Regions from separate parts of the Homo sapiens genome. Here region 2 is linked to region 1. A link is a loop called in an ENCODE intact Hi-C map of the cell type or tissue named here. Cell type or tissue: psoas muscle. All regions are shown on one strand. Each heading gives the region's core, and the rest is flanking DNA. Links, peaks and the distances in the headings are about the cores only.

Region 1 (8,390 bases), core at 200-8,199:
TAAATTAATACATGTAGGATTCTATAAAGACTAGGGACATATCTCTCCCAAATGCCGAGAATTCATGGCTAGGCCGGGGGTGGCGGCTCACACCTGTAATCCCAGCACTTTAGGAGGCCAAGGGCGGAGGACTGCTTGAGCCCAAGAGTGCAAACCCAGCCTGGCAGCACAGGGAGACCTCGTCTCCATAAAAAATTATTTTAAATTAGCCAGGTATAGTGGCAAGTGCCTGTGATCCCAGCTATGCGGGAGGCTGAGGTGGGAGAATCATTTGAGCTGGGGAGGTCGAGGCCGCAGTGAGCTGTGATCACACTCACACCACTACACTCTATCCTGGGCAATAGAGCAAGAGACCCTGTTTCCAAAAAAAAAAAAAAAAAAAAAAAAAAGAATTCATGGCTGGCTGGATACCAGGTTCCAAGCATACTTTTCTATCTTGGTAAAAGAGGCCCAGAATATGAAAGGGAGGTTCATTGACCCCAGATTCAGGCCCACTGGTATTCAAGTTCAGCAAAAGAGAAGTTTCAAGGTATAAAAACTGATTACTGGCCAGGCATGGTGGCTCATGCCTGTAATCCCAGCACTTTGGAAGGCCGAGGTGGTTGGATTGCCTGAGGTCAGGAGTTCGAGACCAGCCTGGGGAATGGAGGCTGCAGTGAGCTGAGAGAGATCCTGCTGCTGCGCTCCAGCCTAGGTGACACAGCGAGACTCCATCTCAAAAAAACAAAACAAGGGCCAGGCGCGGTAGCTCACGCCTGTAATCCCAGCACTTTGGGAGGCCGAGGTGAGTGGATCACCTGAGGTCGGGACTTCCAGACCTGTCTGACCAACATGGAGAAATCCCGTGTCTACTAAAAATACAAAATTAGCCGGGCATGGTGGCGAATGCCTGTAATCCCAGCTACTCAGGAGGCTGAGGCAAGAGAATCACTTGAACCCTGGAGGCTGAGGTTGCAGTGTGCCGAGATCACACCATTGCACTCCAGCCGGGGCAACAAGAGCGAAAGTCTGTCTCAAAACAAACAAACAAAACAAAACAACCTGATTATTGATTTTCCTCCTATAAAACAGGCACAAAAAGTAAAATTACCTAATAAAACTCCTCTCACATTCCAATCCGGGTAAGCGGTATTTGCCTAGGATTACTAGAACCAAGAGGGCTCCCCACCTCAAGTCTGTCCTTCCTCTGAGCACACTCTTAACTGGTCATTGTCTTTTAATAGCTGCATGGAAAAAAAAATTCAGTGGAGCTGGGCCAGTTTCCAGCAAGACAGAACCAGAAAGAAACAGGCACTTAAAATAGAAGCATGAAAAAATAAAAAAGGAAGCCGTAATGGGAAAAGAAACAGTGTCCACCACCCAGAGAAGCGCCAATAAATAAACCTACTCCCACCTGCACCCCCCTCAATTCTTCCTCCCCACTCAAATGTGGATTAGAAAAAAAAAAAAAAAGGAGAGGGCGGGTAAAAGGAGAAGTGAACCGGGAAAGGCACAATTAGAGTTAAAATGGGCCCCTTCTGGTCACTGCAAGCGCAATTTACGGCTCCATTCCACACCCTACCTCTGGACTGCCAGCCTCACAAATGACAGGGAAGGTAAAAATAAAATCGCTGCCAAGTCCATTCTAAATTACAGAAAGACTTCCGGAAGACAAACAATTTCCTTTTGCGCACCCTAGAGTACAGAGCAACCTTCTCAAAGGTGGCAATTTCATTAGACTAAAAAAACTCACCTTGAGAGAGAAGGTATAGTAAATGGTGACTTGTCCAATCTACTTCCAGGCCGTATGTTGGGCTTAGCTGAGAAGAGTGCTCAAATGCCCTCCCAAACTTCAAAGAGAGCTAGAGAGTTCAGAGGGGAAGTGTTCACCTGCTCAACGTGGCCATTGATGGCTTGAGGTACCCTGAACAGAGACAGCAGCCTGTGATTTGTCCTATGACCTGAGATCCCCTGACCCTGAATTATGAGTGCATAGGACACTGTTGCCGCTTAGGAGATGAGCATCCCCATCAACCTCCACTGTGCACAGGAGGAATCTCCATGGGGCTGGCCCCCAAGGAATGCAGAGCACAACCTGTACAGGTGCGCCAGAAAAGCCTCTTCACTTTCTCGCTACTGGCATCATTCCCTGTTTGAATCTGGCCCACTCACTGCCTCCTTTTACTATAGCTCCAGACCAGAAAGGACTACACAGGACCTTGAATGAATGGGGGACTACAGTATATTAGAGTGTTCTTTCTTTCCTTTTTTTTTTTTTAACTAGAGATCGAGTCTTGCTATGTTGTCCTGGCTGGTCTCAAACTCCTGGCCTCAAGCAATCCTCCAGCCTCGGCCTCCCAAAGTGTTGGGATTAGAGGCATGAGCTGGGTAGAGCATTATTTCTAAGTGTTCTGACACGACAAATCACAAGGCAGGAATTCAGCAGGACGGAGGCAGGCTCCAAAAAGAATATGTTCAATGGACATCCCTCAAAATACCTCTCTAGACCCCTACCAAGGGAGAGTCAGACCCTTTGCTGATCTACTTGCCCGGCATTCTCTTCCTGGACTTTCCACCCAGGTGGCCAAATTCCTAGGCCAAATCTCAGTCCAAATGTCCCTCATCTCCCAGGCTACAGTAAATTTCCTTTCATTCTCTCATAACATCCTAATTGTTCCCTTTATGGCACTGCTATGTGTCACTACACATTCATGAGGGCAGAGATCATGTCTTGTTTTGTGAACCTCTGGAGACTCAGCACCTAGTGTGTGCCTGGCCCACAGTAGGATTCAGGAAATATCTGTTGAATGAAGGAAAGATGCAAGCTGTCAGGTTCAAAATCACTCTTGGGCCTGTAACCTCCAGTACTTTGCATATTCTTTCCAATCCAGTCACTCATCACCTCCCCGACTCCTTTAAAGAATGGAATCGGACCACCACGCCTGGCTAATTTTTTTGATTTTTTTTTATAGCGATGGGGGTCTTGAACTCCTAAGGTGAAGTGATCCTCCCACCTCGGCCTCCCAAAGTGCTGGGATTACAGGTCTGAGCCACCATGGCTGGCCCATTAGAGAGAGTCTTTCTACTGTGGGGAGAATTTCTAAAATGACATCCCTCTCACTCTAGCCCCCCTCCAATGCCTAAAACCTGTGAATATGACAAGGTGCCACACCCTTGAGTATGTCGTCAAGTATGTCGTCGTGTACCACAGCAGACCTTAAGAAAGGGGATCATCGGGCGGGGCGGGGGTGGGGGGCGGTGCTCTCTCAGTCTAATTAGCATCACATCACCTCCTGGAAGCAGAGCGCCTTCTCCAGCAGGTGGCAGGAGAGAAAATCAGAGAGATTCAAATCACAGGGAGATCTGACACTCCTTTCCTGGCTCGAAGGTGGAGGGGGCACCGTGAGAAGGAATGCAGGGGTCGGGGCCAGGGGGAAGCTTAAGGAGTTGAGAGGGACCCCCGCTGATGGTCAGCAAGGAATGGGCACCTCAGTCCTACAACTGCAAATAACTAAATTCAGCTAAGGACCTGAATGACTTTTTTTTTCTTTTTCTTTTTTTTTGAGACAGGGTCTCCCTCTGTCGCCCAGGCTGGAGTGCAGTGGTGCAATCACAGCTCACTGCATCCTCGACCTCCCTGGGCTCAAGCGATCCTCCCGCCTCAGCCTCCTGAGTAACCGGGATGACAGGCATGCGCCACCATGCCTAGCTAATTTCTGTATTTTTTTTGTTGAGATGGGGTTTGGCTATGTTGCTTAGGCTGGTCTCAAACTCCTGTACTCAAGCCATCTGCCCACCTCAGCCTGCCAAAGTGCTGGAATTACAGGCGTGAGCCACTGTGCCCAGCCCTGAATGACCTTTGATATGAATTCTTCCCCAGTGTATGCAGATAAGAATGTTGTCCTGCCAGAGCCTTGATTTTGGCCTTGTGAGACCCTGAAGGGAAAAGTCAGCCGTGTGATCCTGGACTTATGACCTACAGAACTGTGAGCTAATAAATGGTGTTGTTTTAAGCCCTGAGTTTGTGGTGATTTGTTACAGAGCAATAGAAAATGAATGCAAATAAATGACAATTCAATTTCCACAGTAGAAGATGGAACTCTCAAATACATGCATGACTAGGGAACAGCCTTGACCCAGTTCTTGCTGGTCTAGTTCAGCAGCCCTCATACAGTTATGGCATCACTCTGTGGGATCCAGTGCCCATGTCGAAGGAGCAGCATTCCAGTGATCCTAATGTCCTCAAGGAGACACTCAATCCTAAGATTCAATAATCACTTGGGAATTTGAACACCTAGTATAAATGAGATATTACCTATTCTTAGAGGGTAAGTAACATTCTTTTCTGGCAGAGTTGAAGTACACGGACTTTACACCTTCTTTTCCCAAACAAGACTTATTTATGTGTCAATTCTTCTCTGATTCCAATACTAACCTTAAAAGCTGCAAGGATTTGAAAAGAACAGTCGGTGAAAAGCATTCAACACAGAAATATCAATCATGAAGAAAAAAACAGATGAAGCCACAGAGACTGTGCAGGCAGTGGGACCCCAGCACACTCTTGGTGGTTCACCTTGCAAGCACAAGGCGGCTGTGATAAAGGGCGCCCCCTCTTCTCTGTGGTCCTCAAATTATCGCATCTCAGGAGTCAAGGCGCCAGGGAACGTAAACCAGCAACATGACCCACCCAGAAGTTTTGGCGAATGAAGAGCAGGAACACGAGACTCTTTCAGCTCAGCAAATATTTATTGAGCTGCTACTACGTGCAGTGAGGCACTATTCTAGGTCCTGCTGGGGACACAAAGATGAATGAGGCACACAGAGCCGTGGCCTGGTGTTTGAGTGAAAGCTTCAGCACCACTTCCCCCAAGCCCCTTCCTCCCCAAAAAAACCACAAACCAGGTGGAAGAAATAACTCCTCGGAAGTCTCCAATTCATCATCCTTTTTCTAAGTGTAAAGAAAAATGTATAACTTTATTTAAAAGAAAACTTTTTTTTTTTACTGGTTCTAAAGGTAAAATTTCAAAGAAAAGGAACAAAACCAACCGGGCCCTAATCTCCCATTCTCCACTACAAAATAATGAGTATCTGCACCACATCCTACTCTAGGTTTTCACTAATTTCATTAAATTTTCTTTGTGTCATTTTGTCGTTATAGAGTTGTACTGTTAGGCCGGATGCGGTAGCTTACGCCTATAATCCCAACACTTTGGGAGGCTGAGGAAAGAGGATCCAAGACCAGACTAGGCAACACAGGAAGACACTGTCACTACAAAAAAAAATTTAAAAATTAGCCAGGCATGGTGGCGCACACCTGTAGTCTCAGCTACCTGGGAGACTGAGGTGGGAAGATCACTTGAGCCTGGGAGGTCGAGGCTGCAGTGAGCTGTGATTGTGCCACTGCACTCCAGCCTGGGTGACAGAGCGAAACCCTGTCTCAAAAAAAAAAAAAAAAAAAAAAAAGAGTTGACCTTCAAAGGCCATTTGAAAACACAAAACACACAAAGTAGACCCAAAATATAGACATGCTGTATATAAAACTCAGCATAAGGCCAAACAGAAAACCTTCAGGCCGGGAGCCAGTCAATGAGCTCTTGCTCTCTTCACACCACTGGATGCAGAATTTCACACTCCATTATCAAATAGTCAGGGAGCCAAAGATACCTTCAACCCATCAAGACTTTTCTTGAAAAGGCAGACCAAACACAGTGGAAAGTGGAAAGTTACGCCAGGCGTGGTGGCTCACACCTGTAATCCCAGCACTTTGGGAGGCCAAGGCAGGTGGATCACGAGGTCAGGAGTTCGAGACCAGCCTGGCCAACAGGTGAAACCCCATCTCTACTAAAAATACAAAAACTAGCTGAGCGTGGTGGAGCGCGCCCAGCTACTCGGGAGGCTGAGGCAGGAGAATCGCTTGAACCCCAGAGGCAGAGGTTGCAATGAGCCGAGATGGCGCCACTGCACTCCAGCCTGAGCGACAGAGTGAGACTCTGTCTCAAAAAAAGTAAAAAAAGTGGAAAGTTAGTCAAAGATGGGAAACAGAAACTGTAGGACAGACAGAAATTAACAAGAGGAAGAAAACAACTCTAAAGATATCAAGAATCACGAGAAACATAAATGAACTGTGACAGTTTAAAATCATATGGTTTTTTAAAACTCTAGTTAAATGCTGTTACAAAAAAACACTACCTAAAATATAAGTACCAAATAGGTTAAAATGAAATGAATAGGGAAAAAAATATGCCAAGTGGACACAAAACAAAAGGAAGCTGGGATAGTTAGGTTAACGTCACACCAAACGGGTTTTGTTGTTGTTGTTGTATTTTTTTTTTATTTTTTATTTTTGAGATAGAGTCTCCCTCTGTCACCCAGGCTGGAGTGCAGTGGCGTGATCTCAGCTCACTGCAACCTCCACCTCCCAAGTTCAAGCAATCCTCCTGCCTCAGCCTCCCGAGTAGCTGAGACTACAGGCACATGCCACCACACCCAGCTAATTTTTGTATTTTTAGTGAGATGTGGTTTCACCATGTTGGCCAGGATGGTCTCGATCTCCCGACCTCGTGATCCACCCACCTCAGTCTCCCACAGTGCTGGGATTACAGGCGTGAGCCACCGCACCTGGCCACCAAATGGGTCTTTTAATGATTTTTAAAATTAAGGTATAATTTACATAGAGTAAAATTTACCCTTTCTAAGGGTACAATTTGGCAAGTTTTACCAAATGTTTATAGTGGTGTTACCATCACCACAACTGAGACATAGAACATTCCCATTGCTCCCAAAATTTCCTTGTGCCCCTTTGCAGTCAATCCCTCCTCCAATGCCCCCACATCTTCAGATTGGATTTCTGTCCCTAGAATTTTGCCTTTTCCAGGATGTTATATAAATGGAATCATATAGAACATAAGCTTCTATGTCTGGCTTCTTAAGCTTAGCCTAATACTTTTAAGAGTCATTCACGTTGTTAAGTTACTTTTTATTTGTCAGACCAAATAAATATACATCTTTTTTAGAGATGGGAGTCTTGTTATGCTGCCCAGGCTAGACTCGAACTCCTGGACTCAAGCAATCCTCCCAGCTCAGCCTCCCCAGTGGCTGGGACTATAGGCACATACCACTGTGCCTGGCTTCAGACCAAATAAATTTTAAGAGAAAAAGCACTAAAAACAAGAATAACAAGATAAGGCCAAAACGTTCTATTCATCCATAAGACATATGTCAAATTGTACTCTAGATCCAATGAAATAACCTCGAAATACATAAAGCAGAAATTCATCAGAATGATCTGGCACCACCCTTTACCAGTGTCATCTCTTCCTATGACTCCACTTCCCCTTCCTCTCCAGTGGGACTGGCCTCTCCACTGTTCCTTCAACTCCAAAGGCACATTCCTAACTTAAGGCCTTTCCAACAGCCATTCTTCTGCCCAAACTCTCTTTCCCCAGATATCCTCATGGTTACATTCCTTGCCTCCTTCAAATCTTTGCTTAAAAGTCACCTTCTCAACAACACCTCTCTTGACTGCCCTATTTAATACTGCAACCGGCTCTTATATGATACATTTATACATATTTTTCGCATGAATCAAACTCATTTTTTAAGTAATAAAAATCAATAAAACCAAGGGAAAAAAGGAACACTCTGGGATTCTGCATTATTATAGAAACCAAGGCACAAAATGTTTCTAGAGAGGACTAGTCCATGATGTTAAACTGGCAGACAGGTCAGGGGGGCTTTGGTGACTGTCATTGCAGCAGAATGATAGAGGCAGAGGGCAGACTGAAGTGAACTAAAAAATACTTAAGAAATAAGGATGGCAGACCCCAAGAATATTGAGACAAATACCTCCACTATATTTTCAATAAGTTAAGGGTGAAGAAAAACTTCATGAAACCCAGTACATGTGAAGCAGAATATAAATTCTAGATTTTAGTTCTGTTACTATTTTTATCTAAAACAAAATGAAAAGCCGGCTGGGGCTCAGCGGCTCATGCCTGTAATCCCAGCACTTTGGAAGGCCAAGGCTGGTGGATCGCTTGAGTTCAGAGTTCAAGACCAGCCTGGGGAGACCTTATCTCTACAAAAAATTTTAAAAATTAGCCTACTGTGGTGGTGCACACCTGTAGTCCCAGCTATTTGGGAGGCTGAGGCAAGAGGATCACTTGAGCCTTGGAGGTTGAGGCTGCAGTGGGCCTTGATTGCACCACTGTACTCTAGCCTGGATGACAGAACAAGACCCTGTCTCAAAATTTTAAAAAACAAAAAAGAGGCTAGGCGCGGTGGCCCACACTTGTAATCCCAGCACTTTGGGAGGCCAAGGCAGGTGGATCACCTGAGGTCAGGAGTTCGAGACCAGCATGACCAACTTGGCGAAACCTCGCCTCTACTAAAAATACAAAAATTATCCAGGC
Region 2 (8,259 bases), core at 260-8,259, 71 kb before region 1:
TTCACCATCGTGTCTCAGGTTAGTATGGGGACACGTGTCCCAGGGAGTCGAGCCCTGTGACAAGCACCCGGGCTAACCTATATGAACAGCTGGTCAGTGAACAGGGCAGGCTCAGACCTACAGTGAACCAGGGCGGCAACTGCATTTGAGGATGATATTTGGGAAAACGTGTGATTGTCGGCTCCCAGGTGATGTGTTCCAAGACTTTACATCACAATATCCAGAGCTTCTAATGGTAAAGGGGGTCCTTGTACCCTGGGTCACCATGCTCAGTTGCCTAGGCTGTGCACTGCACAAGGGCACGATGCATGTTTATTACAATAATTTTTCTGCAAAGGTTCTGTTTGAATAGTAACTACCCTGTTTCCACTCTACCTGGGCGGGCAACATAACGTAAATACACAGCAACACATTTCCAACCCCGATCCATGACAATGTAATCCATGCTGCCTTCAGATGAGAAACCTCATGCCCACCAGCTATGCAACACTCTTGCACTTTGCCCTCCCTTCACCCCCAGACCCCAACACCATCCCCGTTCCCACACTTCCACGCATTCATCTGAACCAACACCCGTGCCCTGGGTGCGAGCCTCAGGCATGAATTCAGAGTCCTTTTGGGCTTGAGCTAAACCAGCAAGGGGATGTCCCAAGGGGGCCAGTCCCCAGCTGCTGGGCTGTTTGTGGCTGGGCAGACGAGGAGTCCGTCGACGCAGAGGGTGCCCCGGTATCCTGTCCGTGGTTCTACCCTGTGGTAGAACAGCATGACGTAACCTACCATAGGGTAAAACCACTGGCAGGACACAGAGAGAGACACACACAGGGCGCGGCCACACCAGAAGCCCACCAAGCAGAGCCTGGAGAGGAGGTCACCACGGAAAAAAGGAACATCCATCCACGGGGCCAGCGCAGAAGGCAACGCCACCACCGAACAGAGGACCAGAAGCAAGTTAACCCAACACCAAGCGGGAAGACATGCCCACACCGGGAGAGGTCTCGAGCGGAGAGGTCGCTGCGGGCCACAGCGCTCTCTCTCTCTGCCGGGGCCCTTCTGCCCTGCTGTCCAAGGCAGCATTTCCCAGAGGGCCTGTTAACTTTTATGGGTGGACCAGGGTGAAGGCAAGACAATGCTTTGGACTCTTTTTAGGGTGACATAAGCCGTTACAGTTTTACTGACCCCAGGCATGTGACATGCAGTTGAGCCCTGCTCAAGGCCCTGTGGATCGTGACACAGCTTATCCACACGGGGACACCTGACTTCACCTGCCCTGGCTGCCTTAAGAGGAGGGGATCCCAGGGTCAACTCTAATGGATGACCACATGGCCCCTATATTCAACTGCCCAGATGCTGCTGGCCTGGTTGTTAAAGTACAGAAACATGACACATTGGTAGATAACAGAGCCATTGTACTGAGCTCTCGCCCCTCCCAGGAGTCCTCCGTCGCCTCATGACCCAGTAACTAAAGGCTTAATGTCCAGCCCAGTGGGGCACCCCAGGCCCCTGTTCCAGGCCCAATGGACTGGCCACATGGATTCACGTATTTTGTTTTTTTGTTTGTTTTGTTTTTGAGATGGAGTTTCGCTCTTGTTGCCCAGGATGGAGTGCAATGGCACGATCTCGGCTCACTGCAACCTCCTGCCTCCCAGGTTCAAGCGATTCTCCCGCCTCAGCCTCCCCAGGAGCTGGGATTACAGGCATGCACCACCACGCCCAGCTAATTGTGTATTTTTAATAGAGACGGGGTTTCTCCATGTTGGTCAGGCTGGTCTCGAACCCCCGACCTCAGGTGATCCACCTGCCTCAGCCTCCCAAAGTGCTGGGATTATAGGCGTGAGCCACCGCGCCTGGCGGGTTCACGTATTTTGAATGCCACACTGTGCCCATTCCTGAAGATGCATGAGAGCTTTGGGAGGGAATGTGAGCAGGGGGCAGGCAGCTTTCTGGCCATTGATGCTGTAGCCTGGGGAAGCGGGGTACAGGGCAGCCTTCCGGGGCACTCAAGCTCACCTGGCGATGCCCCCATAGTCCAGGCCCTCCTCGCCACGCATGATGATGTAGAGCCGGCGGCGCAGGTCATAGGGTTTCATGTTCATGATCTGGGAAGACAGAGCATCGGGCCAGCCTGCCACTCTCCCTTCCACAGCAGGCAGGGGCGGGAGGGACAGGGGACTCTAAGGCCCAATATCCAGCAGACACAGTCACCAAGACTCACGCCCTGGAAAGTCTGCAGTGTGGGTTTAACAGGCCACGCGATAGGAGATGGGGTGCTGGGAGGAGGGCGTCGGCCTGCCACTGGTTTCGGGCACCATGATCTAACCTGTTGGAAGGAATCTTCGAAAAGCGTCTGCCTGGAAACGCTGATCTTCACGTGGCTAGGTAGGGCATTTGACTGAAAAAAAAAAAAGAAAAGAACTTTAAATCGAGCCTCAAGTGGTCATCTGTTCTCCTGTCTGTATGAACAGGCATTCCCCAGCCTGCTGGGCCAGGAGGCAATAGCATGTGCCCTAGGAATGAAAACTAGCTTCCTAGAGACAGCCAGCTCCGGGTTAGACAAGTGTCTTGCGCCCGCCTAAGACACAAACATTCCGATACCTGCTGCTGTGCCGGGAACTCACACTGAAATAACTCAATAACCCCAACTGCCACGGGAGCCCCAGTACCAGAACTCACATGGCAGAGGAAACGGAACTGGTGATACTTCCACCGAAAACTGCGGTCATAAGCACCAGGGGAACCTTGCTTCGTCCTAGGAAGAGCAAAGATGTTCAGGGGTTCATGCGATTTCTCAGAAAATGAACAATTTGTCTTTGTCAGCCCTAAGGAAAGCTGGTGCTATGTTAATTTAAAGATTAGTAATGTAAGGTGAGGAAGTGACTGTCATTAAGATCCTTGAAGAATAAAAAAGAAAATCTAGAAATAAAGCCAGACTTCTTGCTTTTAGAGAAATAACTCTAGTGTCATTCGGAATAAACAGGATAGTCCCTTCCTCCCCATCCCATCTTATTTATTTGTTTGTTCGTTTTCTAGAGACGGGGTCTTGCTCTGTCACCCAGGCTGCAGTGCAGTGGTGTGATCATGGCTCACTGCGGCCTCGAATTCCTGGTCTTAAGCGATCCTCCCGCTTTAGCTTTCCAAGTAGCTAGGACTACAGGAGTGTGCTACCACACCGAGCTAATTTTAAATGTATTATTATTTTTTAGAAACAGGGACTCACTCTGTCACCTGAGCTGGAGTGCAGTGGTGCCATCATAGCTCACTGCAGCCTCAAACTCCTGAGCTCAAGGGATCCTCCCACCTCAGCCTCCTATGTAGCTGGGACTACAGGCATGCACCACCACATCCAGCTAATTTTTAATTTTTTTTTGTAGAGATGGGGTCTTGCCATTTTTCTCAGCCTGGTTAATCTTTTTTATTGTTGTGGAGACACGGTCTCGCTATGTTGTCCAGGCTGGTCTCAAACTCCTGGGCTCAAGCTATCCTCCCATCCCCTTTAATATGACATCAACATTGGCCACTAGAGGGCAGTAAGGGCAGTAGAACGCACCACAGGGGCCACCCAAAGTGGGCCTCCCAGAGCCAGAACAAGGACAGCCTGGGCCTCGGCTCCTGACACTGCTGCTACCTGCACAAAGTCCTTACCCCGACTCAAACCCCGGGCGAGGATCCTTAAAGGTGGTGGTGCGGGTATTGTGGTCCACAAAGTATCGCACCCCCTCGCTGGTGTATTTCATCTCCCATCCTGGGGGCAGAGCTGGTTCCTGGATCATCCTGGAAACACGGGAAGAAAAGGGTGAAGGGCTGGCCCCACCTTCTGGACCTTGGTGGTTGGAGGCTGGGTCCTCAAAGTGTGGCTTTGTCTCTGCAGAGCCCATGAGGGACTTTGAGGACATGCACCCAAGAAGCATGACCCAAGTCGTGAGAACAGTTCTGCAGCACGGAGAGGTCACTTATTATCTCATGGCCAAAAACCCAGCCCTGCATGGATGGCATTGGACTGAGCAGCCACCAGCAATCCTGAGGCACCCTGTGCCCCAGCACAGCTTCACTTGGGGGTGTTGGGAGACCAGGATGCCCTCAACCTTTTTGCAATCCAATTATCAGCAGCCAGCACAATCAGTATGGAGACCAGCAACACCCGCCAGCCGGGCCGCCCTCCATCCACCAGGAAGGTCTATTTAAGAAACCCCTTTTAAGCTCTCATCAGGCCAACAGTGTATCTGTACGGTGAGAGTCTCAAGACACTTGTGTGTGGCTAAAGGTCCCTGACATCAGCCCTCTGGGACGATGCAGTCCAAAGCCACCTGCCCAGTGCTGGAGCTGCACAGAGACCCAGCCCAGCCCGGCCCCCCTCTCAGCCCAAGTCCTTACCCCTGGGTCCGGGGATCCTCCCACTGGGTCGTGCGAGTGTTATGGTTCACGTAATACACCCGTCCATTGTCCTGTCTCTTCTCTGCCACATGAGAAGAAAGAAAGAACATCAGATTCAAACACGGAGAGCCGGTGTCCTTTCCCTGAGGTTCCCACCTCCTGGGTGCTGGGTCTGAGTTTATCTCCCTGTTGTCAGCCTGTTAGAGAAGAACCAGCCAAAGCCAAGCTCACTCACACTTGTCACTGGGAAAGGGACAAAGAGGGTCCTTCCTTGTTGGTGGTGGGGGGCGGGGGTGACATACTTCCAACTCGAGATGAAGCACTTCTTTGGTTGATTGGTCGGAGGGAGGGGGTGGTGTGGCCACCCAGAGGGAGCAGCACAGCTCAAACCAGAGGCATAATTGCTCCCAGCTGTGTGCAGCATGGAAGCCGGGCAGTCCCTAACCCGCCAGGCCCCCCACCCAAGTCCCTCACAGCTGATCCCTGGTCCTGGGACCCTCTGCACTGCATGCAGCTAACCTGGGCGCCTCTGTCCTACAGGGCGTGGTCCTTATGGAGTGGCTGCATTTCCCTCGCACCTCTCTGATCAGTGCTCTGCACCCTGCGCCCCTGTACCCTCCAAGTTCTCCCTCTTCTCCCACTTACAGGCTAAGTCTTGTTCTAAAACTCTCATACCCTGGCACGCCTCTTTCTTGCTTATAAGCAAATAAATGATATCTGGGGCTGAGGACACTTACACTGCCCAGCCTCTTCTTAGACTTGTATCTTTTTTTTCTTTTTTATATAAAGACAGGGTCTCGCTATGTTGTCCTGGCTGGTCTCGAACTCCTGGCCTCAAGTGATCCTCCCGCCTCAGCCTCCCAAAGTACTGGGATTACAGGCAATAAGCCACCGTGCCTGGCCTGCCTATCCTGTTCTTAGGCCTAAGTATGTGCTTTGAGACAGGGGAATGTTCATGGAGTGGGGCTGGGGAACAAATACACTTTTCCTCTGCTCTGAACAATCTCTGTTCTCTTGCCCTTTACTGATATACTGATAAGGGCTCTGGGGTCCCCAAGGGAGGAGTCTGTGCTCCAGGGGCAGACCCAACCCTAGCTGGTGATTCTGGACCTTGAGAGGGATTGAAAGGGATAACCTCTCAGCTCCAGGTAGACAGGAGAAAAAAAAAACAAAAAACTAGGGGGTAAAGCTCTTGGCTCAAAAGAGGTCACCTTTCCCAGGAAGTTCCTGAGCCTTCAAATCTGCTTCTCTCCTGAAAACAAATGATGCTAATGGCTCTCCTTTTACAAGACAGGGCAGCATTAAAGAAACAAAAATAATCAGTTCCAGAAGCTACAGGGAACCAGAAAGCTGAAAAAGGAGCAGAACAGGGAAGTGCAACAACCCCCTCCTGACTCCAAGACTCGAGCTGCAGTGCTCCCAACACCAGACCAAGGCCTCAGTCTCCCTCCCACTCTCTGCCTTACCTGGTATCTATGACTCGACTGAAATTTTACAAACAGACATTATTTGTCAATCATACCTCAGTAAAGCTGGAAAAACAAATAAATAAAATAAAAATAAAGACAGGCTGGGCACGGTGGATCACGCCTGTAATCCCAGCACTTTGGGAGGCTGAGGCAGGAGGATCGCTCGAGCCCAGGAGTTCGAGACCAGCCTGGGCAACACAGCGAGACTTCATCTCTATTTTGTAAATAAAAAATAAATAAAAGAAAGCCAAAGGAAAGAAAGAACAGGAGGTGCCCAGAGCTGTTACAGAGCTACCACCACCTCAGAACACACAGAAGGAAGGCTTCCCAAGAGGTTTCCAGGGGAGGGGCTGCTCCCAGCCCCGAAGCTACTGCTTTGAACTAGATCCTCCACGTCTGCCCTGTTAAGGGCCAAAGCCAAGGCTAACCACAGGGCCAGGGGGATCTGTCCAGCGGGCTTGAGGCCTGTGTCGTCATTTCTGGCACTGCTGCTGTGTGGAGGCCTCCCAAGGCCGGCTGGCTGCCTCGCGGCATTCAGTTTCAGTTGGGGGCTGGGAAAGACCCCAGGAACACCTGGCTCGACCTCATTTTAGGACAAAGGGACTCAGACATATTCAGCCACAGGCCCAGGGTCAGGGCTGCCGAGGGCAGATGTGGATCTGAACCCGAGGTGTCCTGAGTCCCACAGCAGTGTGTGGGGAAGATGCGGGGTCTCTCCTGGGGCAGCAGAGAGGGACACCAGCAGGCTGGGTTAGCAAGCTGCCGATCACTCTCACTTGGTCTGGCTGTTCTTCCTGTTCATTCTCGGTGAGCCCTGGGGAGCCGGCCCCAGCCACAGCCCTGGGGCAGCCAACACAGATCCCCAAGGATCTGAGATTCAGAAGGAGCCCTGGCCTTTAGCCAGAATGTTCTTCCTCTTAATTCTAGACTATGACAGTTTTGTGGGTTTTTTTCTGATCGTTCATTAACAGTATCGACTCTGACCACGGCTCCTCCATTTCTATCTCAAATATTTCCACACTTAGCATTCGAGAGCTGTTTTCAAGTCTCCATCAGCTGTGCTTACCTGGTGACCATCACTCAGCAGAACTGGCATGAAAACCCACTTGACTGGGCTACATCACCTGCCTCTACAGAGCCTGAAATACACTAGAAGTCCCCGGCTTCTATGCCACTGGCTACTAAACAGCAGTACAGATTCTTGTTTAATCTGACGCATTTTCCCCTGCCTACTGACGACGCAGGGTCTTCAGAGTTTTACTCTCTCGCATTGGAGTTGCTGCCAATCTCTGAGATACTAATGATCTTTCTTTGGTCCAGGGAGCCATGTGGGGCAGCTATCTGCGTAAGGGATCCCCAAGCTGAACATCAACAAATGTGTGGAAGCTTCACTAAATGATCTCTCCAATCAGAAGGACCAGAAGGCCCTTCTGGCACACTGGACTGCAGTGCTCATTGACTAAGTGGTACCCTGCAGGTATAACAGGGTTGACACAACCTCTTAAATAACTACCCGAGAGCAGAAGTGTCTGCATCGAGAAGATCCAGCTCCAAACCTGCATGTTTCCAGGCATCAGATGCCCATCCTATCACTGCCAACTTCCCAGGATGCACCTCTCCATCTTTGTTGTCGAGCGCACCCCCTCCCAGTTTCACACCATCTGTCAACACCACCAAACCAACGTTTACCGTCTTCTGCTGGCCTAACCAATAAATGAAACCCAACACATGCTGGTTCCCGCAAAAACTGCTTTCTTCTGCTCCCAGTGACTCTCACAAGATTAAATAAAACTCTGCCCCAGCTCTATCAAATGCGCTAAGTCTCATCATCTCTAATGACCCTTTTTGCATGGCTACTCTTTCCTAGAATAGCCATGAAGCCTATCATCTCTCCTAAGTCATGGATGTCCATCCCTTAACTCACTGTCAGCAAATCACATCAAGGACTTGGGATAGGTAAGAGGCGGCTACCAAGCGCGAGGAGAAATCTACACGGCGATAATAACTAGCAGCGATGCGTTTCCAGAGTCACCACCTGGCATTCAACTCTCGTATCTGCTTCCCTCTGGCCTCTTTCACAGCTATGTCAGAAATAAAAAGGTGGCTTCTATTAGTCAAAATTAGACCAAAGTCCTCCAACATCTCAGCTGCAAAGAAAGATTTGTTAGGGTGGATCATTCCAACCATACGGTCACAGATCTGAAACAAATCCATTTGGGAGTTAGGCAGTGTCAAAATATCTTAGTGGTAGCATGGACTCTTGAGTAGACACCTTGAAACTCAAGACCAAAAGCCAATAGCCCCCCAGCTGCTCAGGGACATCTTTTCTTAGGGTCACACTCCTTTAGCGATGGTGGGTGGATGCTACAGTGGTTCGGTGGAGCTTGGTTACTTTCCCAGCTGCCCAGCTCCATCACCTGTA

Evidence for each region. Hi-C counts contacts between places; a loop is a spot of excess contacts. Peaks named below come from ENCODE experiments on the same cell type or tissue, not always from the same donor. Only the 100,000 strongest peaks of a DNase experiment are listed, where the experiment ranks them.
Region 2: a loop joins it to region 1, with 2.4 times the contacts of the local background. A loop is called at or near these places in 26 of 110 quality-filtered maps.

What each region holds. Positions count from the first base shown.
Region 1 is chr16:69,854,708-69,863,097 of GRCh38, reverse strand. All of the region lies in intron 6 of WWP2 (WW domain containing E3 ubiquitin protein ligase 2), which reads right to left. Among named protein-coding and RNA genes, the nearest start is that of MIR140, 74 kb to the left of the region's middle. In psoas muscle, for the core only: a CTCF peak has its summit at 3,297 (motif pointing right); no DNase peak of the experiment used is centred there; H3K4me3 peaks cover 1,024 bases; H3K27ac peaks cover 3,150 bases.
Region 2 is chr16:69,925,639-69,933,897 of GRCh38, reverse strand. It overlaps WWP2 (WW domain containing E3 ubiquitin protein ligase 2), which reads right to left. Exons shown (of 24, transcript NM_001270454.2): 12 at 4,369-4,450; 13 at 3,640-3,768; 14 at 2,671-2,746; 15 at 2,318-2,389; 16 at 2,008-2,096. It overlaps MIR140 (microRNA 140), which reads right to left and starts at 817; the gene lies at 718-817. RefSeq lists silencers at 46-236, 3,438-3,595. In psoas muscle, for the core only: a CTCF peak has its summit at 3,512 (motif pointing right); DNase peaks (open chromatin) are centred at 3,577, 6,297 and 6,627; H3K4me3 peaks cover 2,903 bases; H3K27ac peaks cover 1,815 bases.